Linked DNA regions of Homo sapiens: region 1 is linked to region 2. A link is a loop called in an ENCODE intact Hi-C map of the cell type or tissue named here. Cell type or tissue: CD4-positive, alpha-beta T cell. All regions are shown on one strand. Links, peaks and the distances in the headings refer to the core of each region. The heading gives the core; the rest is flanking DNA.

Region 1 (17,112 bases), core at 5,555-13,554, 86 kb before region 2:
AAAAATATTTCCTGAGTGCCTATCAAAATAAACAAGGCACTGTGTGTTAGGGCTGAATAAGATGAGCATCTGCCTTCGAGGAACTTATGGCCTGATAAATAAAATTCCCAAATAACTAAAAACAAGACAGAAAACAGTATTATAGGCTGGGCACAGTGGCTTATGCCTGTAATCCCAGCACTTTGGGAGGCTGAGGAGGACGGATTACTTGAGGTCAGGAGTTCAAAACCAGCCTGGCCAACATGGCAAAACCCTGCCTCTACTAAAAATACAAAAATTAGCCTGGGGTGGCCTGTAATCCCAGCTACTTGGGAGGCTGAGACACGAGAATCGCTTGAACTCGGAGGGCAGAGGTTGCAGTGAGCTGAGATAGGGCCACTGCCCTCCAGCCTGGGCAACAGAGTGAAACTCTGTCTCAAAAACAAAAACAAACAAAAAAACCCAAAATATTACTCTGGAAACAGAGAGGAAAAAGAAATTAATTTCTGAAGGGGATACTAGAAAGGGTACCTCTGGAGTCAGGCTTTGCAAGGTAAGTAAAATACTAGCATTTCTCATAGTTTTAAGATGTCAGTTTTGAATCAGTTAACTTGTAATTCCTTTAACATTCCACAAATTAAGTTGATTCTCAGTTCCTGTATGACATAACCCACTAAAAAATGTGTATTTCCAGGAAGAGGAGTGTAGTCTTTTTCTCTTCAAGAGACACTAAAAATACATACCAGTTCAGTCTAAAAAACTATGATTCCAAGTTTTTATGTCACCATGTGTATATAAATCGACGCATTACTATATTAAATGGGTATTTCCTTTAAATAGAAAAATACAAAAGAGTGGGGAAATTTTAAAATGCAGTACCCTGTAGGAACATACCCTTTATTATTACCATTAAATTCCAACCGTCACTCTTTCCAATAAAGTCTGATTTTTGTTTTAGAATCCTTCTCAGCTGCTAACATGTTTTACTTATGTCACTATAGGAAATATAAAGCATGCAGTATAAACTAGATACTGAAAAATTGTGTATTTATGACTGCCTTTCTCCTTTTCCTCTATGAAATAATTTGTCTACATTTTCCTGTTTGAACATATCAACTTTCAGCAAGAATGGAATGTTAATTGATGTTACGCACAAGCTCAAATTTAATAAGCAAAAAAAAAAAAAAAAAATCAAACACAAACCAACTGGGTTTCCTGTTTTTATTTATGGTTATTAGTGCCCATTTGGGGGGATTAAAATAAAAGCGTCCATCTCAGTTACAGCTTATCCTTCCTTCAATTAACGTACCCAAGGAGACAAGTTCCTTCCATCTACTCCCCTGATGACTCTCTGGATCACAAAGCCTATTCAAGCTTCTCCCCAGGGCCCCAAAACAACATGCGCAACAACTTCCTAGGGAAACTCAAAGCCTACCTCACCCTTCCCACTGGGGAAATACACAGACTCAGCCCTTTCTGGTGTGATTACATAAGAATACAAGGGCTTGCTTGACCGTGCTCAAAGCTGAGGCCTATCTTTTAAACATCAACTCGTGCCATTTCTCCTCTAAAGCAATGGTGTATGCTGGGCAAAGAGGAAATGAGTAGGATTTATCTTCTAACAATGGCAACATTTTCCAAGGAATCCTCTGCATCAAAAGTTCTGATGCCCTAGGAAAAGTCTATAATGTTTGGAAAGTAACTGGTCTTACGTGTCTAGGTGGTAGCACCCCTATTTTGACTGGGGGCAGGGGGTGGGGAACACTTTTATAAATTGGATTTTTTCCTAAGGCAAGTTATCTGTCTCAGAGAATTTCTAACTCCTCTCTTGAATTTCTACTTATCAGCTGTAGTATTACTGAAATTTAGGGAAACAATTTTTTGCTGTGCAGAATGACCAAAGATGTTGCCAATCATTACTTAACAACAGGGCCATGCTGTCCCTGATGTGAGAACCACTTTGAGGCTAAAGATGGACAATACGGATTATTTTTTTTTATTTCTTTGAATATACAAAGATATTTTCTTTTTTAAAATTCTTTTTCTTAAGACTTAATTTGCTATATATTATTTATTTAATTTACTGTACGTAAGGCATGAATTTACTGTATGCAAAACAGGTCTTTCAAAGAGAAGGGTATTAATACCTATTTCCAGGCTGCTCTTTTTGTATTTGGGGTGCAGAATTTCACAAAAATCCATCTGAGAAATAATGAACTATATGGAGAAATAGAAGCTAACCAATGTCAATAGCTATTATGGTTTTGCAGCTGAATGGCAAAAAGAAACAGGGTATCATAACTGTTATTTTTTGCCAAAACAGGGCCGTTGGGTTCGCTCTTTCTATTCAGGGTTATATGAGCCTTCACCTGGCATGGCGGTGCTCTACGTTCATGCATCATCCAAGTTCACTGTGAATTTGATTTCTTCTTTACAGCTGGCACCATAGCTTCAGATGAGTGCATTAACAAACCTGTGTAGGCACTCTGTTTCTCAAAACCATGATGCTGCAGACAGGTCAACGTTGCTCGTGCTCTTTCTTCCCTGACCTTGAGCTGTGTGTTCCCTAGGCATTGTACATACAGCTCTGAAAACAGTGGTTATGGCAGAAAGCATTTGGAAACTTGTAACTGATTCCTGTCCAGTGGCTAAGATGCAACAGGCTATTTCTGCAATGGATCCTGTCCACAACAAGCCCAGGCTGGATGTGACTGTAGCTGTAAGCAGAATGCTTTCTGCCTACCCACTGCCATATAAAAATGGGCAAAGACATTCTATCCACCAACTAGTCATGGGCAGTACTAACATTAGAGACATGGAAGAGGGACAGACTGTCATTCAAAATAGGAAAAATAAGTTTAATAAAAGGACAGCACTCTCTCACTCACCACTGAGGTTAGAGCCATCTGGAAACTATAGATGCGGGCAAGGCCGAAGTCAGCGAGTTTTATTTGTCCGCTGCTGGTCACCAGAATGTTCTGTGGTTTTAGATCGCGATGCACTACTCGGTGTGAATGAAGAAAGTCCAGACCTCGGAGAAGCTGAAACATCATATCCTAATAAAATTAAAAAAAGAAAATCAGTAAACACTCAAAACGGAAGTTGAGCATTTGCTATGCTGGACGCCGAATCCTTAGCATTTTGTGGCTGCTTGGCATGCGGCAGGCATTTGACAGGTATTGGCTGAATGAGTGAATTGTCTCCCTTCCTGCCTTTCCACTCCCACACTTTCAAGAACACTGCAAAAAATTTCACTCTCAACCTGTATTTTATTAATGAAAGGACAATTTTAAAATAGTTTTTGATGGAATAGGAAACATTCTGGAAGGATATCTGCCAAACTGGTTTCAGTGGCTCATGCTGGGGAGAGGAAGGAGGAGGTCGTGAGGGGACACTTTTTGCTTCTCTATTGTTTAATGTGCCATTTCAACAATTAAAATCCAGTGAATAATAATATTGTTATTAATGGTGATTATTATTTTATAGCACCTAGTACTAAACACTCACTATATATCAAGCACTATTCTAAGCATTGTCCACTTAGTAAATAATTTAATCCACACCACAACATTTAGGTAAATAATATCATTACACCATTTTACAGGTCAAGAAACTGATACACAGATGTAGGCTACTAATTAGCCCAAAGTCATACTAGCAAGAGAGTGCTGATTAACTGTTTGTTTTTTTTTAAACAGGATCTTGCTCTGTTGCCCAGGCTGGAGTGCAGTGCTGTGATCACGGCTCCCTGCAGACTTGACTTCCTTGGCTCAAGAGATCCTCCTGCCTCAGCCTCCCAAGTAGCTGGGACCACAGGTGCATGCCACCATGCTAGGCTAATGTTTTTAGTTTTTGCAGAGATGCGATCTCACTATGTTGCCCAGGCTGGTCTCAAACTCTTGGGCTCAAGCTATTCTCCTGCCTCAGCCTCCCAAAGTGCTGGGATTACAGGTGTGAGCCACCATGCCCAGTCTTAATCAACTGTTTTAGAATATTAACAGAGTCTTGATTTAAACTAGGGTCTGGAAAACCTCGATTCAAATCTCCAATGTATTCCTTTATCAAATCAATGAACAAATGAATACGTAAAATAAGGCAAGCCATTTAACCTCTCTAAGGCTTAGTTTCCCTGTCTGTAAAATGGGACAGTAACAAAGCCCACTTTATCATAGGATCATTGTAAAGCACTTAGCACCATAGTTAATATTCAGTAAATGGCAGCGCTTATTACTGTTATTATTAACCAGTATGGAGGAGCGGATCATTCAGGATATAAACCAATATCAGATCTTTTTCTAATTTTAGGACCAATACAAATATACACAAGATTTAATACTCAGGGACAGTGTCTGAAGGTAGGAACTAAGACATTGGCCATGATGTCATAATCCTCTGAAATGTGTGGAAATTAAGAGTGACCTACTCCCCTGACCCAAATATTATAAGAATGGTGTATACAAGGGAGGATGGAGCTGTTTTGTTAATACAAGGGTTAGAAAAATGACTGGGTACCACCATGGATTTCAGAGCTGGAAGGGGCTGTGAGGATACACTTATCATTGGCCGGACCACTGAATCCTCTCATCGAGAACAGTATATTTGGTTACTGGTTTATGGTTTTGGTTCTTCCTTTAGAGTTCGGAGTTCTGTCTTTATATTTTAGCTTGTTCAAAACCAAAGCCTTAGTTTTTCCTTTTATAAAGTGGAGAAAGTAGCGATTACTTTTCCTACTATTAAGGGGGCTAAATGAAGTAATGTATGCCAAGTGCTTGTACAGTTTCTGGCATATGGTAAGCACTTGACAAACAGTAATTATTAGGATGATTATTGCCAAGATAAGTGTCCTGATTTCTGGGGGAGACTGATTCACAAACAACTAAAAGAAAACATGACCACTGCTACAAGGTCGGTGTGAACAAAGCACTTAGAGGGGGTATGCAGTGATCTAGAATCATTTCTGAGATCCCCCTGAGTGAATATTCTGAACTGGCAGGGGTGACCTTCTAAGCTTCCCAAAACCCTGGAGAAGACTGCATTGGGGAGGAAAAGCCCTTCAAGACTTGAGAAGCACTGCAGGTCCAATAAGTTGTAATGAATAAACAGGAGTGTGAAAATGTAGCACAAAATGTTCAAGGAACATTTTGGCAAATAAGTCTTTATTGGAAACACATGCACACAACTTGTAAGCACTGAATTTTAAAAAGCATGACTAACCTAAAGTAATGTCCTGTTGGCTCATCATCTTTAGCCTCTATACAGTTAAGTGTCACTCATTTAAAACAGTATAAAGAATAAATCTGTTTGGTTCATGCTGCAGTGTTCAAACAACTTTAGCAGCCAATTAGCAGTATACAAATTTAAAAACATGCACATCGTTTTTATTTGTGTTATAACACACACTATGTTTTTCTTAATTATAAAATTGCTAAGATGTATAGATGCATGCTTAATGCAGAAACTAATAAAATGTTTTAAGAATCCAGAGAAGAAGAAAAATCACTAAAAAATTCCACTACTTGGAGAACAGAGAAAACTTCACTGTTAATATAACTTTTTTTGTGTCTTTTTAGTCTGTCTTTTAAAAATTACGTATTTTATTATATTTGGATGTATAAGTATATTTAAGTAAAAGTGGTTATTATTCTGTACACATTATTTTGTAGCTCTTTTAAAAACATGTAACAATTCATTATCAACATTTTGCCACTAATAAAATTCTGCAATATGACTTTTTTTATACAATGAGATTTTTAATGGCTGCATGGTTTTTCACCCTGGGACATGCCATAATTATTATTATTCAGTTTTAGTTGTGTTACTTTGGCACTTATACTACAGGTCTAGTTCTTGTTTGTTTAAAGGTAGAGTAGATTAAAAGGGCTTGTTAATATCATACCAAAGCATGGGTTAGGCAGTATGAATCCACATGACTGCACTAACGTTGATTCCATGTGTATGATGCCTATAGATGTAAGTTGGTTCTACATAAGAATGACCATTCTTTAGATTTTATTAGGCTACTTAAATTTTTTTTTTGTTTAGCAAATGGCTTTTCTTTTAAATCTCCAATATCTAGACACAATTGGAATTCTGAACCAATGAACACTGAGTTAACGACTTAAAAAACAAAATCTTGCCCAACATCTCATGACCTTCAGTAATTCAACCACGAGTTAGGTTGTTGGGCATTGTGAACCTGTAATAAGCATGACTGGGGAACCCCTCTCAGTCTTTAGCCAACCTTTATTGCAATACCTAATTTCAAAGGTGAAGTACATTCAGCTACGTCAGGAACTCTGGTCCCAAATAATCATAAGATATAGTCCCAATTCCAGAGGATTATATAAATAAATAAATTACAACATTAAATGAGGTAAGAAAAAAACACCTTTCCTACAGAATCACAAGAAGTGTTTTCATCAAAGACATTTCAAAGGACTCTCTACGTAAGCTTATGATCTGTTCTATCTCAGTTTATAGTATCGTGAGGCATACTCTTAAATTAGCTCAAGATTTTAATCTAAATTATTCTGTACCATATATGACTCAAATATTTCACAGTAACCCTAGTGATGCAATGCAATGAAACTACAGATACCACCAATTAAGGCTCTTTCAGTTAAACGCAGGTTTAAAAGTTTCCCTTTTTATGTTATACGGCACAGTCTGGTATAAAAAGTTTGAACATTTAGTCATACTTATGATAAACAGTCACTTGGGACCCTCACTCTATCTTTTTAAAACATGCGACTCGCAAGCATGTTTCAACAGGACACCATTGTGGAATGAAGTCTGGCTCCGAGAGATCTTAGGTGGGGCTTTATCTTGGCAATGCCCCTAAAAAGACTCTGGACCTTTCTGAATACAAGAAATCCTTGAAGTCTTGTAATTGTTTCTCTTAGGTGTTCCAGAGCTCTAATCCTCTTATTTAAAATCAAGACAAACAAGCAAACTAAAAAACGACTTCAGGCTTTTCTAATGGGAAAAGGTTGATCATGGGGCCTTCTTTTCTTTTTCTTTTCTTTTTAGAGGCAGGGTCTTGCTCTGCCACCCAGGCTGGAGTGCAGTGGTGCCATCATATCATAGCTCACTGCAACCTCTAATTCCTAGGTTCAAACAATACTCCTGAGTAGCTGGGACTACAGGTGTGTGTTACCATGCCTGGCTACTTTTTAAACTTTTTGTAGAGACAGGGTCTTGCTATGTTGCCCAGGCTGGTCTTGAATTCCTGGCCTCGAGCCATGAATCCTTCCGCCTTGGCCTCCCAAAGTGCTGCAATTACAGGTGTGAGCCACTGCACCTGGCCTGGGCCTTATTTTCTCATTACAAGAAAGTATGATTATTTCCAAAAGACACTAAAAACACCCAAGTCATATCATAAGTCACAGAATGACAACTTTAAATAGACAATTCTGGATATAGGGATATATCTTGTGATATATTCACATCCTCAAAGTTTTAGCACCAAAAATGTATAATCCTCAGTTTATTTAAAAATTAAAAACAGGACATATCCAACTTGTAGGCAAAGATAATCTATTTTTCTCCTTATACTCTGTAAACCTCAGTCTTTTCAAATTTGTTATTCAAGTTTTCACAGAACTCTCTCCATAGTGGTTTGTCTGTTTCCTATGAAGTGTGTTAGAGGAGGCCACAGACTAAAATGTATCACATATAACAAAGGTTTTTTAACACTAAACCAATAAGAACATGTTGAATTAAGGTGAGGGTTACGATTATAGCAACAGAGGGAAAGGTCACCTGAGCCTGCATATAACTTCTCTCGCATGTCTCCCCATGTACCCCTCCCCTCAGTCCTTGACAGCCACCATTCTATTTTCTGTTTCTATGAATCTGACAACTCTACATACCTCATACATGTGGAATCACACTGGATTTGTCTTTTTGTGAGTGGCTCGCCTCAGTTAACATAGTTCCTTTAAGGTTCATTCATGTTGTGGTGTGTATCATAATTTCCTTCCTCTTTAAGGTTAAATAATATTCCATTGTATGTATATATGACATTTTGTTTATCTGGTGATCCATAGATGGGCACCTCAGTAGTTTCCACTTTTTGGCTGCTGTGAATATTGCTGCTATGAACACAGGTGTAGAATGATCTCTTTGTGACTCTGCTTTCAATTTTTTTGGATATATACTCAGAAGTGGAATTGCTGGATCTATTCCCAGAATGTTTTAAAACCATGGTTCTCCCATAAAATGTGGTATATTGTTGCTACCTAAGCAATGAAATAGTGACTAACAGCATCGTGTTAAGGTCCTAAAGCGTTAGCCAAGTGGCTTGATTCACTCCTTGGAGATTCCACCCACTTTTGTCTGCATTCTGGGAGAATCTACACTGCAGGTCCCCACATCAAGCTTGCTGTATGTATACAGCTTCTACTCTATTTCAAAACCTGACAGGGTTCCCGTGTGCTTTCATTGATCAATTTGCAATGAGCAATGAACAATGAGCTTCAAAGGCTGTTTATAAACAGGTCTCCCCTACTTCTCACTGTGGTCCTCAGGAGGACCCAAAGAATGCTTCATCCAAAATCACAAAGAACAAGACAAACAAATTCTGAGAAACCAAGAGGAGGGTTCAAGAGGATTCCTTAAAACTTCCATATCACCTGGAAAGTTGTAATGGGTGAATTCAAAGCAAGCCATTAACTGGCAAGCTAAAAGAGTCACACATGAGCTTTGTTCCACAGCAAAGCATAGTCCAGCAATGCCATAGTACCCGTCTCTTTGCCACTGTGCATGATGAGTCAGGCACACATCACCTCGAGGCCCCTCAGGAGAAACAAAGGCATGGGCCCTAAATGGAAACACTGGCTTCTAATTTTTACTGCTTCTAGGCAACTGGATAAAAGTGTAATAAAGTGGCATTGCATGTAAATTTTAATAATCAAATATGTATTCTGAAATGAGAACAGAACCCACTTTTTATTCATTCCTGGAAGTGATGATAATGCTGAGAAGGTAAAGAATCAGTCTCAACTAACTGGAAATAAAAAAAAAAAAGATAATAAGTCATTTCCACCAAGCCTGAAAATGTTGGTGTTTGAGGAACAATGTAATGACTTAAATGAACAACATGAAAGAATAAATCATTACCTCATCATAATGGCTATTTTTAACCCACTGTGGAAAATCATCAGGAACTGAAACTGCAAATATGCAATGCTAAACATAATTTCTTCAGAGCAGGAGATAAAAATCAGCACTGGGTAAAGAAGTAAGAAAACATGAAGCCCAAGTTCCTAGGTTGTTGGGTAATGACCCAAGTGGCTATCATTCTATACACATTGTTTTGTGAGGCTTTTAAAAACATTTTACAATGTGCTGTGAATATTTCCCCATTTCAACACACACTTTTCTATAATGAAATTTTAGGCCAGGTGTGGTGGCCCACACCTGTAATCCTAGCACTTTGGGTGGCTGAGGTGGGAGGATCACTTGAGACCAGGAGTTTGAGACCAGCCTGGACAACACAGGGAGACCCTGTCTCTACAAAAAACAAAAAATTAGTTGGGCATGGTGGCTCATGCCTGTGGACCCAGCTACTCGGGAGGCCTAGGTGGGAAGATCACTTGAGCCTGGGAGGTTGAGGCTGCAGTGAGCCGTGATTGCACCACTGCACCCCAGCCTGGGCGACAGCTCTCAAAAACAGAAGAAGAAATTTTAATAAGCTTTCTAATGGCTGCAATTGGACAAAATACTTTCTTATCTTTCCACATTCTTCCTCTCAATTCCCTCTTTTGAGAATTTTCCCCTCACTCTGTACTTCCTTCCTCTTCAAATGAGGTAATGCTTAGAGGAGCTGGTTTTCCACAAGAGTAGAACAGATAATTATTTGTGTGATATAGAAGATACTGCTGGTTGTCAGCCATGAAGACCTGGTCCAGGCCAATGAAGGCAATCACATTTCCTTTTGCTAGGAATTGATCCAGGGATGAACATGACACCCAGTCCTGTATGGGCAAATTGGCTAGAGAGTTTCAGGAAGCATTTTCCTCCTTGATAAGAGGTGCACAGTAGAATGCTCTCTGCTGTACTTCCTCATCTCCCATTCCTCACCCACGTCTTATACTGAATGCTACCGAGCTGTAGCAACCATCTTGAAACATCATCTGTACACATAAAAGGCCAGAGTGTAAACAGGGAAAGAGTCTGGGTCTTTGATGACATCAATGAATAGCTGCATCAACTTTAGGGCTGTCTGCCTCCAGCCTTGTAGTTATGTATATAATAATGCCCTTATCTGGATCCACTTTTCATTGAGTGTTCTGTAATTTGCAGCTGAAAATTATTCTAACAAATCTAACTTAATTAAAATTATATTAACTTAAATATGTTATGAACATTATCTTTCATTTATAGCCACCATGATTCACCCCAGGGTGAGGTACAGACCCAATGGGGCCTGTACCAACATTCTTTTCCTGTTGGCAATCATCCCTTTCAGGTGGTTATCCTTTTCTCTTTGAGGTGTGTACCTCCTTCCATTAATGTTTATAATATCGCCTTTGCCATCACTATCATTTACTGTCAACTCTCTATATTCCCCAGGAACCATGGCTCATCCTGTTTACCCCACACTCAACGTCTTCCTGCAGGACTCCAACATCACTAGGATGCCCAGCTAATATTAGCTTCAGAACTTTGACTTCTTTAACCTCATCCCATTTTTGCCATCTACATAATACTCATGCAGATGGTTAGTCTCTGTTTTCTAAATGGAATGCGAATGCATACAATTTTGTAACTGTCTTTTTCACATCATGCTGTATACTGAACTCATTTGCATGTAGATCTATTGGCAATGTAGATCTACAGCTTAATTTTTAATGGTTCTATATTTTTCTATTTTTATTTATATTCTATGATTAGCAAAAGGGTTTAAGCAGTCATTAAATTACCCACCAATTTTAAATGCCACTATTTCTCATGTTCTAAATTACTTGAAGTTATTTTCTGGACTTTTGCTCTTTGTTTCTGGCTCTGTTTAGAGTACCTCTCTCCTTTAATTATTAAATATTTAGAGTAAATTTTAACATCTGCAGGGAAAGTTTTCTCTTTCCACTCTTTATAAAACATTCCTGAATATTTTTTGAAAATAAAAATATGTATTTATTTATTTTTAGAGGCTGGTCTATGTTACCCAGGTTGGCCTCAAATTCCTGGCCTCAAGTTATTTTCCCACCTCAGCCTGCCAAGTAGCTGGGACTACAGGTGTGCACCATCGTGTCTGGCATTCTTGGATATTCTTATATGTTATGATTATGAACTGACTTCAGAATCATTTTATTGAGTGCCCACACCTTCCAAAAATCCTTTTAGTATTTTCAATGATTTTTAAAAATTGATAAATTGATTTGGGGATAACAGATACCTTTACAATATTGAGTCTTTCCTTTTCTTCATTTACTCAAGTCTTGTTCTGGGCTCCTCAGTAAAGTCGTGTCTTTTTAAATACAATTCCTACACCTCTGAGGCTCCCACTATAGCGGGTCTGGTCCGCCTTCTCCTTCCTCACATATACCATTACCTAGCCTTTCCCCACTGATCTCAGTCCTCAAATCCATCTTGTACTCTCTGTCTAGACTGAACCCTTAAAAGTGTAAACCTGATCCTATCAGATAATTCTCCTGCTTCAGCCCCCTCAGCCAAAGCCCACCTAGCTCTCTGGCCCTGCCTCCTGGTACTCTGTGGATTTCTGCCATCTTTACTCATTTACTGCCCCATGGCCCCAACTCCTGGCAGGGTCCTGCTTAAATTGCTCTTCCTCTAGATTTATTGGCCTCCCACCACATTGTACTAATGGGTGTCAATAAATGCTCAATGAGTTTTCATAAAGAAGTGAGGGCCCAAACAAAACTAAAAATGACCATGAAATCTATGAAGGCCATTAGCTTAAAAAGAACTCACTGACTCCTTTTAGGAGGAATGCGATAAAACTCCAGGGGAATCAGAAAGAGCAGGTTTGGATTACGGGATAGGGACAAAAGAGGCATGGCATATAAATCAGTATTCGTACCTTTTAGCCATTAAAACATGTTCATATGTGTTGAGACTTTGGGCTCATTATTTTAGAAATATAAAACTCCCATGACTATAATGAACACTGACACACTGAACAAAAACAATGAAGGATGCTTCCTATCTTACCATCTCTTTCAGAAGCAACTTGCCCAGGGGTCAAGAGACATGGATTTCAGCACATTGTTCCACAGCTTGGGGTAGGACTAGCTTAAGTACCTTATCCTCTCCCATCTCTAAGAGAAGTATTCCACAGATCAAATCACTTTGCCTGAGTCTTCACTTGGATGCAGAATTGGACTATTGGCCAAATCCCCTAATACTACTTTAATTTCATATGATCATATCAGAGTTTCTCAAAGTACAGTCTCTTACTCCAGTGTTACTAAGTTCCGTTCAACTCAGCCACTAGTCAGTTGATTAAGCAAGTTCCACCTTCCTTCTTATCATTTTTGTAATAGTACAGATTTTTTATTTCATTTTTTACTTTTGTCAACTTTTATTTTAGAATCGGGGGTATATGTGCAGGTTTGTTATAAAGGTATATTTCATACCTTTGTATGTCTAAGGGTGTAAATGATTCCATCACCCAGGTAGTGAGCACAGTATCCAATAGGTAGTTTTTCAGCTCTTCCCCGCTCCTCTAGTAGTCCCCAGTGTCTATGAAGTCCCAATTTTTTGGAGCCTCAGGTTTTCACTTATAAAAACCAGAATAAATCCTGCCCTGCCTCTGTCATAGAACTGTGGAGAGAACCTAGACATTTGATTATTTTATATTATAGATTTGATTTGTTTTTTAAACTGCCAAGCGCTATCCAGCTAGATTGCAAATTCCTTGAGGAACAGGAATGCAATGCATCTTTATATTCTCCAAGAATCGAACAAGGCACGTTATACATAGAAATCTTTTGGTTTTACTTGATTGGATGAATCACCCAATAGTCTATAGATATGCATTAAGATGAATTATAGTGACCTTTGCTCTTGGTTTTGTGTACAGGAGTTATAGAACATTCTCACCGATTAAACTGATTCCTGAGTCTTTCTTTAGCAAAAAAGCCATAATCCTGCATTGTGGCTTATTGGTTATTCACTAAGAATTTACTGACTGCTTGCCAAGTGGAGGCATAAAAGTATTAAAAAAGTTTCTTTTGGGTACGTATAAACCTAAGTGAGTCACTTAGACATGAGATGTAAATTTCCATTTTTGAAGGCAGTATGATTTAAAAGAAAGAGCACTGGGTTTTGAGCTAAAAGCTTTGGATCCAAATTTGTACTTGCAAGTTAGATAATCTAAGACAAGTCACTTGCAACTTTCGTGGGCCTTGCTTTTCACATCTATTTTTGAGAAAATGACCCCACAAAAAGATTTAAACAAGATATATTATAGATTATGTAATATATATTTATATATGATTATGTGTATTATGGTTATATATATGACATAGGATATTATGCTTAAGCACTTTATTTATTGTAAAGTTCATACACATAATAAATTGCTACCACTTATTCAAAAGAACTATGAAGTCCCTACTATGTGTAAGGCATTGTGTCAGGTGATGCTACACGGAAGCACCTGAATAGAGTGTCCCAAGGAGCTCTTACTCTAGCAGGGAGAAAAGAATATGTACCTACATACTTCATGTCAGTATGTGCCAAGGACCACAAATGGCACAAGAGCGCTAGGCACTGAGTAAGCACCAAGGAGGGAGCAGCATCTAAGCCAATCTGGGAGGAAGGCTGGTATTAGTTTTGGTGTGGGGAAGCATCTGTCATGGAGGACACTAATAGAGGAGGAGGAAGTGCTTACGTGTTTGTACACCAGCTATAGCTCCAGCAGGCAGGGTCCTAAAGAGGGCACACTGCTAAATGGGACCACACTGCAAAGGGATTTATTGCTGGTGGACACAGGGAGTCTATAGTGTTTTATCTTATATTCAGTGGGTAAGTAGTAAAAATGTGTAAAACCATGGCATGTTATTATTGACATTTTAGCATACATAATGGATGGGAGGTGGTGTAAGGAGGCTATGATACTATTCTGAACATATGATAGAGAAGGTCTAAATTAGAATATTGAAACAAAAAGCAAGGGGAAAAGCAATTCAAGAGACAAATGTGATATATTAATATTTGTTCTCACAGTTCAATTTTAATGGCCCATCTTTGGAGAGCTCCGCTACATTTCCAGGTTGCACACTGTGTGATCTTGGGCCTGTTATTTAATCTTCCCTCCGCTAGCATCTAACCTTCGTTTCTTCATCTGTAAAATGGGGACAACACTTTCTTGTAGGGTGGCTACAAGAACTAAAAATAATGTGTAAACCTCCCAGTTTGGGTAAACAATGTGTAAACCTCCCAGTTTGGGTAATGGGTTCAGCACTGGTGCCACTAAATGAAGATGAGGCTGTGATAATACTATAAGTTCAGATCCACTGAATTTTCCCCAGTTAGTATGTGGATAGCCTTCTATCTTCCCTAACACTCTATTAAGATCAACAAACACAACTTATAATATAATCCTTAAAATATCTGTTGTTTTAATTAAATCAAATGTTATGTGGTCTGTTCTTAATTTTGAAAGTCTAGGTCCTTAGAAATTATCTGTTATTATTCATTGAATGTATTACATGTTTCATTTTGTAAATGACCCAACTTGCTAAAATGGTTTTAAGTTGCTTTTTCCCTATACCTGGACAGATTTTTCTGTAGGCCTCTCTGACTATTGAGATTTCCCGAAACTGTCCTTAGGTGCTTTTTATAGGATAATAACCGGATACTATAAGCATGAAATATACCATTTTACTTAATCAACATATATATTCTGAAGCTACTACCAAAACGGGAAAAACATTACAAATGAACTTTCTTACATAGTTAACTCTGGTTGCTTTCTCAACTTAACAAATAAGAACTAGAATTTGTGACATTATTTCCTTATGTTATCCATTAATGCTGAACTGTGTGCATTCCAATACAGAGAGGGGGAGAGGAGCAAACAAGGACTCTGAAAAGAACACTTAGCTTCATTTGGTCAAAAAATGGTCTTTACAAGGGTTTTTATTATGGGTCATAAAACATGCTTACCACAATGTACCTCCTTGAAAAAGAAAAGAAACCCTTGTAGTGGTGAGAAACTGAAAACAACACACTGAAAGTCCTTGTGCCTCCTTCCCATAAACACATCTGTGCATATTATCTGTTTTGGGTAGAGTTGCACGCACAGCTGCTTATGGGGACTCCATAGAGGTGGGACTTCAACATTTTTTATTTTGTGTTGTTGCAAGGACTGACTTTTTAAACTGAAGTCAGTTATGATAGAGGTAGCCAATGTATCTCCAGTGGAAGGAGGACCATGTACTCCTCACTAACAACTTCTTCAATCTGCTGGAGGAAGAGGATCTGGGTGGTCACAACTAGTCAGGAAAAGCATGGAGGTGCAGAGGAAGGGGGATCTTCAGGCCAAATGGAACTGAAGAGCTACCCACCAAGGCAAAACTGAGAACTGGGTTAACGATCTAATGACTCTTACAAAGAAGAATTTATCCAGCTAATGTTAAAATTGGTATCACAGGCCAGCACAGTGGCTCACGTCTGTAATCCCAGCACTTTGGGAGGCCATGGCAGGCAGATCATCTGAGATCAGGAGTTTGAGACTAGCCTGACCAACATGGTAAAATCCTGTCTCTACTAAAAACACAAAATTAGCTGGGCATGGTGGTGCATGCCTGTAATCCCAGCTACTAGGGAGGCTGAGGCAGGAGACTCGCTTGAACCCTGGAGGTGGAGGTTGCAGTGAGCCAAGACCGGCCACTGCACTCCAGCCTGGGCAACAAGGGCAAAACTCCATCTCCGAAAAAAAAAAAAAAAATTGGTATTACAATAGGAATTGCCCAGGGAAACATGGGCATCCCTATAGATGGGAAACTCTTAGTGTTCAGCATAATAGAGTACAGGTATCCAAGTTTTTGCATTGCAAATACAATTTATGTATTCAGTGCTACTCTGATTTAGGGATACCCCTGTCTAAAATGTCTTGAACTAGTTGTTTTCTTAAACGTGCGCCTCTTGCCTTCAAACTTTTCCTGGCCCACCTAAAACCCCCAGTCAGCTTTTGGTATTATTCTTTTTCCAGGCACCAAAAATTGGCTTCCACTTTTTCTTATACTGGTCCTCTAAGGCCTAATCTCAGAACAATTTGCACATCTCTACAATTAGGACTGCTGAGAGAAAATGTTCATAACAAGTCTGAAGTGGTTGCACATCATGGTCTCTAACTTCATCTGGGCTTTCGGTACTGCCTTCTCTGGGTCTCTAGTAAGCTCCCTTTGCTATTGTCTATAATGGCTACCAAAAACATTCACCATTTGTTTGTGTTTCCATAATTACCTTTGCAATTATACTTCTCAAGACTGTCTTAAATTTTAAATTCTGCCTCCACCCCTCATCTCCCATTCATTTGTGGCTTCAACATTTAGTCACATTCTGAGGCATCCCCAGTCATAAGGCAGCTGGGGCTGCTCTCCCAAGCTCCAGATGTGCAAACTTCTGCATGTGCAAATGTACACATGCTTCCTGCTATGTTTTTTAGAATAGTCCCTGGTAACTGTAATCTCCATCTGTTCCAAAATAATAATACAGTTTCTTTACTCCCACCAAAACCTGTCCTTCCATCTGTATTTCTTATCTGGTATAATGGTACCACCATCCACCCAAATGATCAATTCAGAAATCTGACAGACATTTTAGATTCTTTCTCTCCTCCCAAACACATATCTAACAAGTCACGAAATCATGGTAATTATAGTTCCTACATTACCTTTCAAATAAGCCCTTCTCTCCCATCTCCATGGCCCTTGCCAAGTAGTCAGTATCTCTTGCCTGGATTACTACAATGGTGTTCCGACACAAAGAACTCCTGTCTTTAGATTTTTGCATCTTTAATCTTTTCTCCACTGCACTAAGTGGTATTTATTTATTTATTTTTTTGAGACAGGATCTCACTCTGTTGCCCAGGCTGGATGGAGTGCAGTGGTGAAGCTCACTGCAGCTTCAAACTCCTGGGCACAAGCAATGCTCCTTCCT
Region 2 (17,112 bases), core at 3,127-11,126:
GCAGTGAGCCGAGATCGCGCCCGGTGACAGAATGAGAACCCCCCCAGCGCCAAAGAAAAAAAAAGGCAATTATATAGGAGAAATATCAAAATAATACTTTATTGAGAGAAAGAAAATTTGAAGTAACATAAATAATCAGTACCCAGCATTTTCTCATAGAATTTCCACAGGTCTCCAGCATTGCTTTCTGCAGTATTTTACTCATTGGACATTCTTCAGCTATATAAATAAGCATTGTGAACGAGCCTGGGATTCAACTACAGTTATAATGTTGTATCTACTAGAAATCCTGAGTGCTCAAACCCCAATGTAGCAGGGTACTTTAGGCAAACATCGTTTTAGTCCCTTCACCATCCTTGTACACTGAGACACGTGGCTGAAAATATTTACGCCCTCCTTACCGTGTGTAAAAACAAAATGAAAAGATTCTTTCTTGGCCTTTGACTCTCAGAAGGAAGAACAAACTGGGGTGGCTTCGAGTGAACAGTCTTGAGATTAAATGTGGAAATAATTATAGCACTTGAAGATGGCAGAAGGTGGCATTCAAGATGACAGTGTAACTCCATCTAATAGCAACCATTTGTTGAACAGCTCCTATGTCCGTAGTACCTATGCCTTGCCCTTGCAACTACTACCTGATATAATGTCACACTTAACCAGAGAAAAAGTAGGCAGACTTGAGAGATTCCTAATGGACTTAATCATTTTGTCCAAGAGAATGAGAGATGCACATAATATTAGAATTTGAAGATTTTGTCAAGTTCTGCCACCAATCCTATTAACAAAACCACCCCCCTACAAAATATTCTGAAGGAGAGGAATAAGTAAGGCAACTAAGTACTTGACAAGTATCAAACACTTAAAAGGGCGAGGCGCAGCAGCTCATGTCTGTAATCCCAGCACTTTGGGAGGCTAAGGCTGGAGGATCATGAGGTCAGGAGTTCGAGATCAGCCTGACCAACACTGTGAAACCCTGTCTCTACTAAAAATACAAAAATTAGCTATGTGCCTGTAATCCCAGCTACTCAGGAGGCTGAGGCAGGAGAATCGCTTGAACTTGGGAGGTGGAGATTGCAATCAGCCAAGATGGTGCCATTGCACTCTGGCCTGAGCAACAGAGTGAGACTCCAACTCAAAAAAACAAAACAAAACAAAACAAAACACTTAAAAGGTACCTAACTTCAGAGACATCACTTAATATGTGTCCTAATTTTACAAATGAAGACATTGAAGCTTAGAGGTAGGAAGCATAATGGGGTTAAGACACATAGTCATGTGGCAGAACTGGAATGTGAACCCACATTTGACCTCCTCTCTTAGGTAATCAATAATATCCAATAATCAATAAGTAATAGTGTTTGTTATTTCTGAGGCCCATGTGTAGCTTCAGACTTTTAATTTAAATTTTCTCATTCAATTTTTTTTTTTTTTGAGACAGGGTCTTGCTCTGTCTCCCAGGTTGGGGTCAAGTGGTGTGATCATGGCTCACTGCAGCCTCAAACTCCTAGGCTCAAGCCTTGATCTTCCCACCTCAGCCTCCAGAGTAGCCGGGACCAGAGGTGAGTGCCACTATACCTGGCTAAATTTTAGGAAATATTTTTTGTAGAAATGAGGTCTCACTACGTTGCCCAGGCTGGTCTCAAATTCCTGGCCTCAAGCAATCCTCCCACCTCAGCCTCCCAAGGTGCTGGGATTACACACATGAGCCACTGTGCCTGGCCCACACTCAAACTTTTTAAGATGACAGCACAGTACCTTTCACAAGGATATCATATATTGAATTACTGAGCTGTGGTTCAAAAGTTTGTTCATGGTTTACCGTACAGACATTAACCACTGCTCAATCATTTCTAAAAACATATATAAAGTTGATGCCAATTCACAATCACCAGAATTTATTTTTAATTGTCATACTAATTTGGTGATCAGACCCTCTTCTATGTCAGAAACAAAGGGCATATATGTGAGTTGACTGCAGCCTTCTGACAAGGAGCAATTTTCTTCTAAGTAAGTTACAACTAAATTCCCAGCCTTGGTCTGTACACCCATGATCTAACAACTTTTTTTGCCTTTCTCAACAGTGGCCAAGAAAATATATGCAATTCATAGTAATTCATGATTTGGGATTTTATTTCTATGTAAAATGGGATAATTTTTAAGGACCCTGAAGTCCTTTAAATCACAAATCACTTTAGGGTAGCAGTCTATTCCTGCCAGAATTCGTTTACTGGAATTACAAAGTAAATAACCGTGAAAAGAAGATGGAGGTGAAAATCAAGGTTGTAGAGAATTTGAGAGGGAAACAGAAAGGGAATCATACTGCTTGCTTTTAAAAAAAAAATGCACCAAAGCTTTCTTCATTCAAGCAGTTGGTTTTGTTCCCTAACTGGTCCCCCACATATCTAAGTGCAATGAGTACATTCCCAACTCCTACTGCCAAGTTAAAATGAAAACGTTCTCAGTCTAGAAATGATTGAGGTGGTTTTCTTTAATCAAATTAGAGCAGCCAAATGTTCCTTTCAAAGGTAACTGTCTACTCTGCAGCTGTATGCAAACTACCACATCAAATGTGAGGGAAAAAATAGCGATAGAATTGTGTCCTTACAGTACAGAGCTAGCTGCAGAGATGGAGAAACAAAAGCATTTGTACAGTTAAGAATTACATTCACAGTGAGCTTCCAGAAATATGCTGACTTCACAAACTGTGAACAATGTATTGAAACTTCCAGTACATAATTAGCTATTTTGGGGAGGGGAGGAACATGGGGGGAAATGCCCCCTTAAAAACGGCTAAGCAGCAATAGATACCTTGAGTCATTTACCCTCCCAACCAAAGTTTCTCAATGAGAAACATTAAAAGACTGGCTGAGACTTCATAGGAAAAAAAAGTCTCATAGACCTTGCTTTTTCACTTCCTGTCTCCATCAAAAACACACCACAGTGAGTAAACTTGAGTATCCCGCAAGCTTCAATTAAGCTTGTAATGATTCATTTGCATGCAGAATTTATTCTTTTAAATAATCAGACATGGGAATTTCCTGCAAAGAATTAATTCATAGTGGGCTTATTTTTTCAGTTTGTTTCCCTTAAGAAAAATCAATTGGCTAACATTCCCAATATGATGTCAAATTAGCTTTTCTATGTTACAATTTATATCAGCTGTTGGTTTCAGGGATGGTATATCAACAGTATGAAAACCTAGAAGATGACAATGAATTTATATAGCCAGGTGCAATCAGCAACAGAAGAATGAAACAATGTTCTTTCTTCAATTATGGATCCTCTCCAGATGGTTATACTGTCCTCTAAATTAAGGAATGTGGAATAAATAGGGGAAAAGTATATCTCATGTGATCCCAATATTTCTCCAGAGCAGCTGTTCTTAAACTTTTTTGCTTCTGGTGAAATTAGCAGACAACTTCCTTGGTTCACATGCCCTTTGACATTACCCAAATTTAAGAACTGCTGCATAACAAAAACTTCCCGCAGGTAATAAGCAATTCTTGGGCTGCAGCCCTTCTGCTCCCAACCAGGAAAGCAAACTGAATTGCAAAAAAAAAAAAAAAAAAAAGACATTTTGATTATTCAAAAATTTATTTTAAGAAGTGTAATCAGACTTCCAGTTCAAAATGGTGGACCTATCACAAATATTTGCCTCCATTCTTTCTCAGTAAAAGAAATAAACCCATAATTACAAAAGGGCGTCCCACATACACAAAAAGGAGAGAATTTAGTAAATTTGCTGGGTGACTGAAAATAAACAGAAATAAGGTGATGGAAGAAGTCACCAAAGAGATAGTAGTCTCCAAAGTGAAGAACATATAATCAGGAGATGTATTAAGAAAATATCTTCTATTTTTAGGTATTTTGTACCCCTTCATTTCAAAATCATTATTTTTATTAAATATATAATAATATATCTGTATATGTACATAATTTTTATAATTCAGTGAATATCAGTGACATGCTCAAATATTTTTACTAGAAGGGAGGCCACTGCCCTAGAACAAGCCATGAGGGCACCGTGGAGGAAGCAGAAGCTGGACTACGAGTCAACAGGTGCAATGGAAAAAGGGAGGAAGAAGGGCAGCCATTTTCTTCCCACATTCAGGGGAGTCAACTAAATGTCTGTATATAGGGTAACTGCACCAGTTAGCATTCCTATTGCCATCCCTGTACCTAAGATCTTGGAGTAAACCATTTCTTATTGTGACATTTGAGAGTTTTTCCACATCCTGACAGCCATTTTTCCAGCCACCCAAAAGTAAAGCCTGTGAAGCATACTCCCATCCCAAGATTCCTATGCCAAACAAGTCTCCCAAAAATTTTACTCAGAAATGAGAGCCAGCAGGGAGGAAAAGATCCTATTTAATAGTCTTACTAGCTAACCAGTCTTTATAAAAACTAATGGACATACAAGGCAGTAAGGGAGCAAGAAGGTCCAGACTTCTTACCTGCCAGAAACAACTAGAAACTAGATAAACATATGAAACAACTGCTTTCAGATATTGGACTATAGGTAGTAGAGGACTGTGATCCCTGAGAGAGGGGAAGCAAATGAGGTGAGCCCTAGATTGCCCTAGCTTTCTGTTTGGAGGCAATTTCCAGACCACAGGTACAGGAAGGAGGAACCTCAGAGTTCTGTAAATTCTGTAGTCTTGCCCAGCTGGGTAGGCAGAGATCAGAGTTGAGAAGACAAGGAGGCCAAAGTGGCTAAAATTTGGAAGACACAATACTGAAGAAGAGCTCCAGAAATCTACATGGGGTCTATTGAGTCCCTGGCTGAATATTAAGCTACACATGTGGAACTGCATGAAGTCAAGAAAGGTCAGCTTCTGAGAAAAGATCACCAAGGAGTTGTAAGATGAATGATTCCAGAGCTCACAGAGGGCAGAAAATGTTTCAAACTCCTTACCAGCCAAAGAAGAGAGACTACAAAAGAGTAATGTCTTAGTAGGGCTAAACTAGCCTGGAAGCAAAGCCTACATACACTAGATCCTCTCCCCAACAACAAAAGAGACAAACTAAAAATAAGCCTTGGAAGTATAAAACTGAACCACACATAACTTTACTGCCTGCCAGAACAAAATCCAATTCTCTTTAAAGGAGTAGAACAAAATCCAGCAGTTGACAATGTCATAGTCACAATGTTTGGCATCCAATAACACATTATTAGACATGCAGCCATACAGAACATGACCCATAAGCAGGAGAAAAATCAGTCAATAGAAATAGACTCAGAAATGACAGAACTTATGGAATAGCAGACAAAGAAATTAAATAAACTATTATAAACACTACAAAAATGCCCAAGGCCTTAAAGGAAAACATGGACACAGTGAGGAGAAAATTGGAAATATATAAATAAAAAATCAAATGGAACAAGTACCAAGATAAGCTATATGTTGGACCAAAGCAAGTGTTACTATCTTTAAAAAGTATTAGAATCATACAGAATTGTTCTCTGATCACAACAGAATTAGACAGAAAGAAATTAGAAAAATCCCTTACATGTTTGGAAATTTAAGAATCCATGGATTAAAGAATATATAACTAAAAATGGCTTAAAATAACCCAAATTGAATGAAAATTAAGCCACAACATATTCAAATTTGTGGGAAGATGCATATATTTGAAGATCCAAGCTTCTATTTTAAGAAGCTAAAACTAAGAACAAATTAAACCCAATGTAAGTAGGAAAAGAAGATAAAAACAAAATAAGTATCAAGAGACCACAGACAAACAGAAGTGAAAATTAATGAAACAAAAAACTGGATTATCATCAATAAAACTGACAAAACTCTATCTGTATGTCAAGATAAAAAGAGGAAAATGCAAATTACCAATATCAGGAATAAAAGAGTGGACATCACTACATATTCTACAGACATTAAAAAAGATAAGGAGTTAAAGAATCTATACCAATAAACTACCACCCCCCCAAAAAAACCCTAGGATAGACAAATCCCTTGAAAAATACAAAATTATAAAAGGTGATCTAACCTATAAGGTCTCATATCTATTAAGAAAATATAATTTGTAGTTAATAACCTACTCAAAAATAAATGCTAGGCCCAGATGACTTCATTAGTAAATTCTGTTAAATGTTTAAGAAAGAAAGAATGCCAATCCTACACAAAATCTTTCAGAAAATAGAAGAGGAAGAAACACTTCTCAACTCGTTTTATGAAGCCAGCATTACCTCAGAACAAAAATCAGAGTTATTATAAAAAAAATTATAGGCCAATATCATTCATGAATATTCTTAACAAAATTTTAGCAATATATAAAAAGGCTACATCATGACCAAGTAGGGTTTATCCCAGGAATGTGAGCTTGGTTTAACTTTCAAAATTCAATCAGTATAATTCACAGCACAATAACAGAGTTTTTAAAAAAATAATCAATTCAATTCTTCAGAAAAAACACTGACAAAATTCAGTACCCAATCATGAAAAACTCTCTAAGCAAACTAGGAATATAAGGGAACTTCATCAATCTGATAAAGGACACCTAGGAAAACTTACAGCTAACATCATACTTTAGGGCAAAAGTCTGAATAGTTTTCTCCTTATTATTGGGAACAAGCCAAAAACATCTGCTCTCACCACTTTTATTTGACATTTTTCTAGAGGTTCTAGCCAGGGCAAAAAAAGAAAGGAAAAGAAATAAAAGACATATATATATATAGGGGGGAAAGTACAACTGTCTATTCTCAGATGATGTGTCTGTGTATGTAAAAAAACTAAAATTTACAAAGAAGCTACCAGACTAATAAGGGAGTTTTTCAGATCACAAGACACAAGGTCACTATACAAAAAAGACTATAGCTCTCAATGACAAACACTTAAAAAGAAAAAACAATGCCTTTTACAATAACATCCAAAAACATTAAATGCAAAGAGATAAATTTAATAAAATGCAAGCAAGGGCATTACACTAAAAGCTACAAAACTCTGATGAGAGAAATTAAAGACCTAAATAAATGAAGAGATACACCATGTTCGTGATCAGAAGTCAGTGTCAATATCTATGCCTTCGCCCTAATTAATAGAGATTAAATGCTATCCCAATAGGAGAATTTTTGTGTTAACTAACAAGCTGACTCTAAAATTTATATGAAAATACAAAAGAAGAGCAACAACAATTTTGAAAAACAAGAACAAAGCTGGAAAATGTATACTACCTGATTAAGACCTATACATTATAGTAATCAAAGTATGACATTGGCAAAAGGATAGATATATAGATCAATGCAAAAGAACAAAGAGTCTAAAAACAGGCCCAAATGTATATGCTCAACTAATGTTTAGCAAAGCTGCCAAGGTAATTCAAAATGAAGAAAGCAAAGTATTTTCAATAAATGGTGCGGAAATAGCTGGATATCCATACAGGAAAAATGAACCTGAACTCTTAGCTCAAGCCAAACACAAAGACTTGACTTGAATGCATCACAAATCTAAAATAAAAGCAAAAACTATAAAATTCTAGAAGAAAACATAGGAAAAATCCTATATGCCCTGGAGGTAAACAAATATTTATTAGATAGGATACAAAAAAGCATAAGCTATCAAAGAAAAAAAAAGATGAATTGGACTTAGGTTAAATTAAAATATTCTGTTTGACATAAAGCATTAAGGAAATGAAAAGGTAAGCCAAAGACCTGAAGAAAATATTTGTAATCCATGTAGCTGACAAAAGACTGCTCAAGAACTCTTACAATACAATAAGATAACTCAATTTTAAAAAACGGTCAATTTGAACAGAAACTTCCCAACAGAAGGTATCAGAATGGTCAATAGCCAAATGAAAAGATATTCAACAACATTAGTCATCAAGTAAATGCAAATTAAAATCACAATGTGTTATTAGTTCACACTCACTATAGAATGACTAAAAATAAAAAGATTGACAGTCCCAAGTGTTCAGGAGGGTGCAAATCAAATGGAACCTTTATACACTAGCACTGGAAATGGAACAACCAGTTTGGAGAAGTTTGACAATTTCTTAAAAATTAAATACACAATTGCCATACCAGTCAGCAATCTACCTGTAGGTATTTACCATACAAATGAAGCATATGTCATATCAATACAAAGACCTGTACACAAATATTCACAACAGCCTTATTTATAACAGCCCTAAACTGGAAACAACAGAAATGATCATCAGCAGGTGAATGAATAAACAAATTGTGGTAAATCCATATAATGGAAAATGAACTACTCAAACAGTCAACAACATAAATGAATCTCAAAAACACTATCAATGAAAGCCAGATATAATAGAACATAATACTCTTTGATACTGTGTATATGAAACTCTAGAAAGGACAAATCTATAATGACAGAAAGAAGATTAGGTTGGCAGGGGTCCTGGTAGAGGGAGGAGATTCACTGCAAAGGGCCCTGTGGGATAATGCGAGTATTTTAGATATTGATTGTGGTGGTGGTTAGTAGGTGAATAAATTTGTCGAAACTCATAAAAAGCACACACTTAAAATGGGTGTATTTTACTGTATAAAAATTATACCTTTAGCTCGTTTTGACTTTAAAAAAGCCAAAGGATATTCAAAGATCACCAGGCATTTAAAAAATTCAGCCACAGGAAAAACAAAAAAGTTAACCAAAAAAACTAAACACTGACAGAAACAGAGATAATGTGGAGGACTTTAAAAAAATTCACAGTAATTCAAAGAAATATTACAGAAAACCAGAGGAGGATGCTTTAAAAACCAACAAGTGGAGAACAAAAAATGATGTTTTGAAGTTAAAAATATTAATTACTGAGAGTAAATTCAGTAGACATTTGGAAAATAATATAGAAGTTTCTTTAGAATACAAAGCAAAAACCAGAGAAAAGAGATGAATTAGAAAAAAGATTAAAAGAAGAGACACAGAGATCCCAACTGCAAGATCAAATATCTGACTAACAGAAGAACCTTGTAAAGAGAATAGAACAAATGATGAAGAAGCAGCCATTAAAAAAAATAAAACGAAGCAAATCTGCACTTAGAAAGATTCCACAGAATGCCCAGCAAATTAAATGGTGGCGGGAAACCCACCATATGTAGACACATAGTATTTCTGGAGAACACAGATTGTGATAAAGGCAAACATGGCAAGAAAAAATAAAAAGGCAATTAGAAACTCCAGGAAAAACAAAATGATACAAGAAAGTCATGGCCTGAATAAAAAGTACACGAAAATAGGGCATATTTTAAACAAGTGATGCAGAATAAGGAAAGAGAATCCAGATGTCTGTTTTTACAAAAGAAGGACTCCATCAGCTTCATAGGGTTATAATGTTGAACCTGGAGAGAAGGAAACATAAGGGCTGAATATTTGGCCTAGCACTGAACTCTCTCTATATAGTCAGAAGAATGTAAGCACTGTTTACCAGTGTTCAACTTGCAAGGGTCAACCTTTAGAAAAGCAGGGAAGCCTCTGTTGCAGTACGGAACAGAATGCAAATAAACAATTTTAGCAAAGTAGCTGATAGAAATTGTGATGTTAAAGGGAGAACATAAGTGGAAGAAAGGTTACGGGGATAAAATATTCTCCTCTTACTAAATGGAGAATCAAGAGATACTGCCCAAAGTGAAAGTATGAAAAATTGAAGTTTAGGGATATTATTTAAAATTATTATATGAAATAAAAATATCCCTATCTCACAGAAAGCGAAGGAAATACACAGTAATATTAACAAGGTAAGTCCTCATTTTTCAGAGTAGAAAGTCAATAGATATTACTGAAGTTTAAATATCAAGAACTAGAGCAACAGCATATTATCTAAATTTATGGAGACCATAAACAGAAGCACCAAAAACAGACAGTGAAAAGAAGCTGTATCTGAGTACTGGGAATAGGAATAGCTGTATCTGAGAACTGGGGCAGGAGCTTTGCCTTTTTATCATAAGCCCTTTCATACTATTTAGTATTAGTATTAATGTCATGATTACAAAAAAGCTGGGGGTGGGGGGGTGGAAATTCTTTAACATTCCTTCCATTAAGAGGTGGTGTATGTCTCTACCTCTTGAATCTCTGGGGCTTTGAACTCAAATATAAACAACAAAACGTGGCATAATTAACACTGCTTGTTCTCAGGGACACCAACTTTTAAAGCCATGAGCCAACATGTACATTCAACTATTCTGAAGCTTTGATGCTGAAAGGGAAGCCCAGGCCACCTGGTGTAGGTCAGTGTAGGTGCTCTGCTCAAAAACCTGAGTTCAGATCCCAGCCTTCGCCAACCAACTTGCATGAACCACCAGGCTTGAAAGTGAAGACGCCTAGAATAATCAAACTACCAGTTTTTGAGTAATTTCCAGCTAATGTCCCAGACATCTTGGAACAGAGATATGCCATTCTCACTGTGCTCTGTCTGAATTCCCCACCTGCTAAATTCATGAATATAAGATAATGGTTGTTTTAAGCCCCTACATGTTGGAGTAATTTACTACAAGCAATATTAACCAGAAAAATTGCTTTAATAGAAAAATGTAATTATTTTAAACAAAAAACTGCAAATAACTCTCCTCACCTGCAAACTTTGGTACTCTACTTTATTAACAACTTCCTTGAAACATATCTGACAACTGACTGGGAACACCACAATTTTTTTTCTTTTCTATTCTATTACTCACTCCCTCTCTTCATTCCTTCTTTCCCTTTCTTTTCCTTAATTCTTTCATTACTATATATATTGTATAAATTATGTTATATATATAATTAGTTTATTGCTATGTAATAATATATTAGTATTATCAGTGATGTCACAACCCATTACGTGATCACAATCAGCTGTTCTAAGCAGAGGAGGAAGGTGCTTGGAATGGTAGCCCCAAACAGAAGTAATGGGACAAGGTTCATAATGGGACTGGCCACTTGGGCTTCACTGCTTATAAAGGCAGTGATAGCCATTTATACAAGGCTCTTTAGGGGAATGCATGTCAATATTTTAATATGACATACATATTACATGGACATCCCTACTTGTAAGGACAGCTATGGCCATTAATATAAGGCTCTTTAGGGAAATATAAAATATGACTCTTTAGAAGTCATATTTTAATATAACTAATTTTACAGTAAAACAAAAATGAGCAGTCACAGCCCAGAGAATCTTAAACCATGTTCACAAACTTCCATCAAAACATGTAAATTCAATCTGCAAAAACTGATATGATGATTTAAAATATCACTAAAATATCAATATTATTGGCATAAAATTATGTTCGTAATTTAATGAAAACAGTAGTGGATGAATTAGCTTAGAAAGGGTATATCTCATTGTCCAATCTACTTGCCAATCATTACATTATTAAATAACTCCTAATTCCCAGGTCAGAATCCAATTTACTACCTATTAGAGACTACATAATTTTGAAGAGTTTTAAATGCAATACTGAGTGAATAGAAAAATAAAATATCTAATAAATTGTAGTGTTAATTTACATTTTTACTGTCAATAAAGTTGCTGTGAAAACAGTAATCTTGAGTCATGGCTTAACTATTTATTCACTCAGTCATTTACTCAATTGATATTTACTAGGAACTGTTCTGGATGCTGGAGATAATGCGTGAGCAAAACAAAAATTTTTGCCCTCAGGGAGCCTATATTCTAATGGGAAGCTGACATTCAACATTAATTCATACAACTATTCAACAGGTAATTGAGTGCTAGGCACACGGGGCAATGCAAAAATGATTAAAATAAGGTGCCCAAGAAAAAGCAGACAGCAATGCCATTTTATTTTTGCAGAATTGTAAGAATGATAATCTGAGTTTACTCGTTCCATAAGCACTGGTTTGAGGGTTTTCTAAATATGGCAGAATTTTCATCTACTTTCAGATCACCAGGTTTCAGAGTTTGAAGTTTATCAAGAAACTTCAGATCTACTCACTATCCCAAGTTCTCTTACTGTTTTTTCTATTTTCTCTCTCATTGCTACCTTAACTTAGCTTATCTTCTACCACCGTCTTCCCTTCTTTTAATGAGCATGTTGTCCTTTCAGATACATAAATACAACTCCAGACCATTTTCTATTTGCCTAATGATGGATTCACCTCTTACTTTTATCAACTAAAGTGAAAAAAAAAAAAACCAAACCTATACCATCTTTCCTAAACAAAGATGTTTCTCTTGACTCATCTCAAAAGTCTAGTTTTTCTAGGATTGGATTGGTACCACCGAGTCAGTCACATTCATACAGCTCTCCTTGAAATCAGTTCCATCACTTTGAGTCAGTCAATACTTGAGTAGTAATGTCTGTGAAACAGACTTCTTCCCTTCACAAAACTTTAGCTGAGAACCAAGTGGCATCAGTTCTCATCTAATCAGCTAGAAGTTAAATAGCCACTGATTAAGTTTCATGGGCTTAAAATAATTTGTAAGAATTAGCAGAATGTTACCACTCTTCTTTTGAGTCTTAATATGTAAAAAAAAAAAAAAAAAAAAAAAAAAAAGTCATTTCAAAGAAGCTATGTTCTCCCAGGTCAAGGGAACTTACATAATTTGAATGTATTTCATTCATGATCAGCACTGGGAGTCCCTTCTAGCCCCAATCTCCAAACCTGTCTCTTGGTTTCTCAAGGTTCAACAAGAAAATATCCCATTTTAACCCAAGATTATTTAATAACTTTTTAAAGTGATTCTACATGGTTGAAATGTATACTATATCAGCTAAAACTCCCAACTTGAAACGACTCAGACAGTCTCTTGGGTTCTTCTAAAAAGTTTTAAAATGTACTGGTCTGAGTAAACTAAACTTTTAAACTAAAGTTTAAAAGTCTACCCTTGAAATGCAAAGATGTCTTTTTTCAGAAAAAGTTTTTATTATTTGTAGAGACAGGGTCTCCCTATGTTGCCCAGTCTGGTCTCTAACTTCTAGGCTCAAGCAATCTTCCCATCCTAGCCTTCCAAAGTGCTAGAATTACAGGTGTGAGCCACTGTGCCTGGCCTTCTTTTGTTTTTCTTGCTCTGCTGCTGGAAAGGTGTGAGAGTTAATGTTCCTAACATTATACTTTGAACCTTCTAAAAATAAAAGTATTTTAGGATAAATGAATGTTTTTTTTTAATCATTAGGAACACCTACCACAGAAATTATGAGATTACTTTGCAATAAAAGGAAGCAAAGGAAAAAAAAAAAGCAAATTCACTAAAGATTAGTGCCCCTAAAAAAGAACTGCTTCATTGCTGTGAATAGAACTCTTAACGATTTAAACAGAGGACACAGAACAAAATTTTAAATGTCATAAGTCAGTCACGCCATAGGAACAGCCTCAGAAAATAAACAAGCAGAAATTCCAAAGTATGACAAAAATGAATAATTCTCTTTGAGATTTTGAAATTAAAAAATAAAAGAAAGAAAGAACAAGCAAAGAATCCAACTCCTCTTTGGGTTAATTTGAATAGTCAAATACAGAAGAAATCATCAAGCTCCCATCAGTTTTGACAATGTGTTCTCAGCAGCATTTGGTCCACAGATACTCTCACAATAAACCCATTAATAAACAGGAAAGACCACTGGGTAAACACGACACCAATATCCAATACCCAAATGAAAGATTATTTTTTACTTTAATTACTATAAACTCAATACACATCTTTTCAGAAGTACCTAGCTCCATTCATACTTTCACAACGTGAGGTGGAATGAAAGTGCTACCAATCAGTAATACAGATATCTGTGTACATGTCAGTTTCTTCCAGGAAATTATAAACTACTTGAAAGCAGGAATTCATTTTGTTAATAATACCTTATATTTGTATAATATTGGATCTTTGTATACATAATTTCATTTGATCAGAGTAAACCACTAAGGTCTAAAGAGCAGTAGTAATTTCTATTTTTATTGTGGGGATATGGCAGCCAAGAGACATGAGGAATTTACCCTAGGTTACTCAACTATTAAATAATAAGCAGAGGAATCAGGATAAGAATCAGTTTTCTGACTCCTAGCCCACAAGCAGGAACATTTGAAAAACTTATTATGGAAAATTTCAAACATATATAAATGCAGAGAGACTAGTACAATAAAACTCCACAGTTTCAACAGTGATCAACTCATAGTTCATTCTTATTGCATCTCTACCCCATTGTGAAACAAATTGCAGACCACATACCATTTTTTGGGTAAACATTTCAATATGCACTTTTTGTGACTACTGCCTTAATCCCATTTAACAAAGCGTTGAATATAACAGATACTCATAAATACTTGCTGAATGCCAGAGACCTCACCTGTATTTTCAGACATGATTACTCATTTCTAACTAAAAAAAATTAAATTCTGAATTTCTAAATGGCGCATATTCTGTCATTTAGAAATACTTATTCAGGGTTACAAGACACCAGACATCATGCTAAATGCTTGGGATACTGCAAGGAACAAGACAACACAGTCCCTTCTTTCAAGAATCTTGTACTCCACTGTTCTGCATGCACATGCGTGCACACACACACACACACACACACACCCCAACCATATGTGTCTTAAGAAACTGGAATGAATTCAAACTGGAAGTATACTTCTTAATTAAACCTACCAGTTTGTCAAGATGGAATCCAAATTCTCTGTACACAAATTATGAAGAGGAGTAGAAGACAAGGCTCAAATGAAATTCAGAATCATCATCTTTTATAGAAATTATTAGGAAGGTTTTACCTAATTCTGCTAACAGGTTTTCCACTATTGAAAGCCAAAGAAATTAAAATTAATGGGAAAAATAAAAGAACTCAAGCAATTGATCAAAATGTATTTATAATACCTTACTTTCTTACATTTGAAATGTTCAAATCATTTTCAGCTTTTGCTGAATGTATGCTCATTTCCTAATGTTAATGTCTTCTTTGCAGTATATAAATTAAGTCCAAAGTTGCACAGTTAACTATAAGAATGAATTATACTTAAACTTTCATATAAACTATGTAGATTGGAGTAAGACAAAAATGAAACTTCCTTTTTTCAGTATTTCCTAAATTATTTCCCAGGAATCCCAATAAGTGTAATCCAATATGCAGATCCGTTCTCCCTCCTTGACACTCCTTAGTATTAACATTATTTCACATGATAGAAATAATTCATATGGTGTCTTCCTTTATAACTGGACCCCTTTTCAATGATTTCACTCACTTGTTACGTATTCACCTTATATCCAATGGATACAGGATATAAACGAATGTAATCACAAGACACTCTCTGCCTTAAAGAGCTTACAAATAGGGTGTGAAAGAGTAGAGAGTCAGAAGAGGGCTGTCATGGGAGTTAACATTCCATCTTACATAACAGAAATAATATAAGGGGACAGATACAAGCTAAGTGCCATAAAGGAGGTCCAAAGTTACCAGGACTCAAAGGAAGCAGAAATGTTATCCAAATCGAGGTATTAAGGAATACAGAACAAAGAAAGTGACATTTGAGGTTGGCCCTGAAGGATAAGCAGAATTTCAACAGGTGGAGAGTGGTGCAGGAGAGGTACCAAGTGCACATTCAGAGATCTGTTCAAATTAAAGTAATAGAGGTGGATGGCAAGAAATCCATTAGGGCAAATGGAGTAGTCCATCTGTCTGTAGGATACATGTTAACAAATACAGAGGAAGAACATGAGAATATCCTGTCAAAGCCAAAGCAAGTACAATATTGAAGATAAAAAATGCATAGTCAGGAAAAGTTTAAATATGAGTAAGTATTTGAAGACTCTTACTAAATAGACTTCACATGTGTATGCCTTACAGTTAATACCCACAGATCTCCCAATGTCAATAGTCCAAGATACTTGCTAATGCAGTATACAACTCTAAAACGATGAAAAGTGCTTATCTAAGGGGTTTAAAATTTCAATCAATCAGGAAACATATACGGGTTAACCAATGGTTATGGACACCATGTTATTTATGGATATAAAATACACAATCCTGGTTCTCAAGTCAGCAAACATAAAGTCACTAAACTGAAAATACTTTTACATCTCAAGGGATTTTTTTCTGGTATATCCAATGACCATCAGTCATCCTGTCTTACCAATGTTTAATATAAACCTCTGTCTGAATCTTAGCCATCCTCAATCAGTTTATATCTACAATGCATACAATCACAGAATAAAACTGTTCACTAACAGTGAGATAATTTTTTGCATTCATAAAACAACTCAAATTTTATTATTATAAAACAGATCAAAGGGGGTTGCACTAGGTTAAATCTAAGACTTCTTCCAATTAAAAAAATCCTTATGCTGTGATTCTAATTCTACTGAACTAAATCCTTTAGGAAGGCCAGAGAATAGGAATAATTTAAGTGGCTACTTAAATTACAAAGCCAGTAGATATCCAAATTTCGGCAAACTACTATAGACAAAGGAGATGGTCAAAAATGTTTAATAATAATCCTGACTCAAATGGACTTCCAGACTACAACTGTACACTTGCATAGATTCCTGCCACATGCCTTGCAGTCCCTCCGGTTCACCTCTCAGGCAAGAGCAGCTACATGTGCAGCTGGTAAAATAAAAATCAGGTATGGCAGCAAACTGGTGATATTCAAGAAAACTACCCAGCAGCTCTTGGAAAAATCTCTCTGATTGCTGGCCTGCCTGCTCCACCAAACCTAGCATCTATGGATCATCACTCAAATAGTGACCTTCATGTAAGTATGCTTGTTATCAACCACCGGTGCGTTTTCAGTGCTGCCTCCTGGATCTTGGACAAAGCCCAACATCATACACACTAACTTCTCCTGTTAACAATTCACTGACACCCAGATTTCATCTCTGCTGTGTTCTGTTACATCAAGAAGCTCACAATTAATTTACTTCCTATGAAGACAGAGCAACTCATCTGAACCTCATGAGAAAGAACAATAGTGTGATTAGTTCCTCAGAAGGCATGGAAAACACATATTTGCTTATGTGTCTGATGGTTATTATGCCATCTAATTTTTAAGTATTATGATGTTTTTATTTCATTAACCAGAATGTTACATAATGTGCCAGAGCCACATTATGTAATATTTCATTCATCAGACAAGTACTAAGTGTTTCAATTTTTCCTACTCCTCTTTGTCTAAAATGAATTCAATATTATTAATGAATTACCTGCATAATTTACCTGTA

The links. Peaks named below come from ENCODE experiments on the same cell type or tissue, not always from the same donor. Only the 100,000 strongest peaks of a DNase experiment are listed, where the experiment ranks them.
Region 1: it touches region 2 in a loop (1.8-fold over the local background); 4 of 110 quality-filtered maps call a loop at or near these places.

Annotation. Positions count from the first base shown.
Region 1 is chr7:92,722,759-92,739,870 of GRCh38, forward strand. It overlaps CDK6 (cyclin dependent kinase 6), which reads right to left. Exons shown (of 8, transcript NM_001145306.2): 4 at 2,868-3,035. Among named protein-coding and RNA genes, the nearest start is that of CDK6-AS1, 110 kb to the right of the region's middle. RefSeq lists enhancers at 1,121-1,677, 15,077-15,146, 15,347-15,496. In CD4-positive, alpha-beta T cell, for the core only: no CTCF peak of the experiment used is centred there; a DNase peak (open chromatin) is centred at 9,123.
Region 2 is chr7:92,811,005-92,828,116 of GRCh38, forward strand. The region is part of intron 2 of CDK6 (cyclin dependent kinase 6); the gene reads right to left. Among named protein-coding and RNA genes, the nearest start is that of CDK6-AS1, 17 kb to the right of the region's middle. In CD4-positive, alpha-beta T cell, for the core only: no CTCF peak of the experiment used is centred there; no DNase peak of the experiment used is centred there.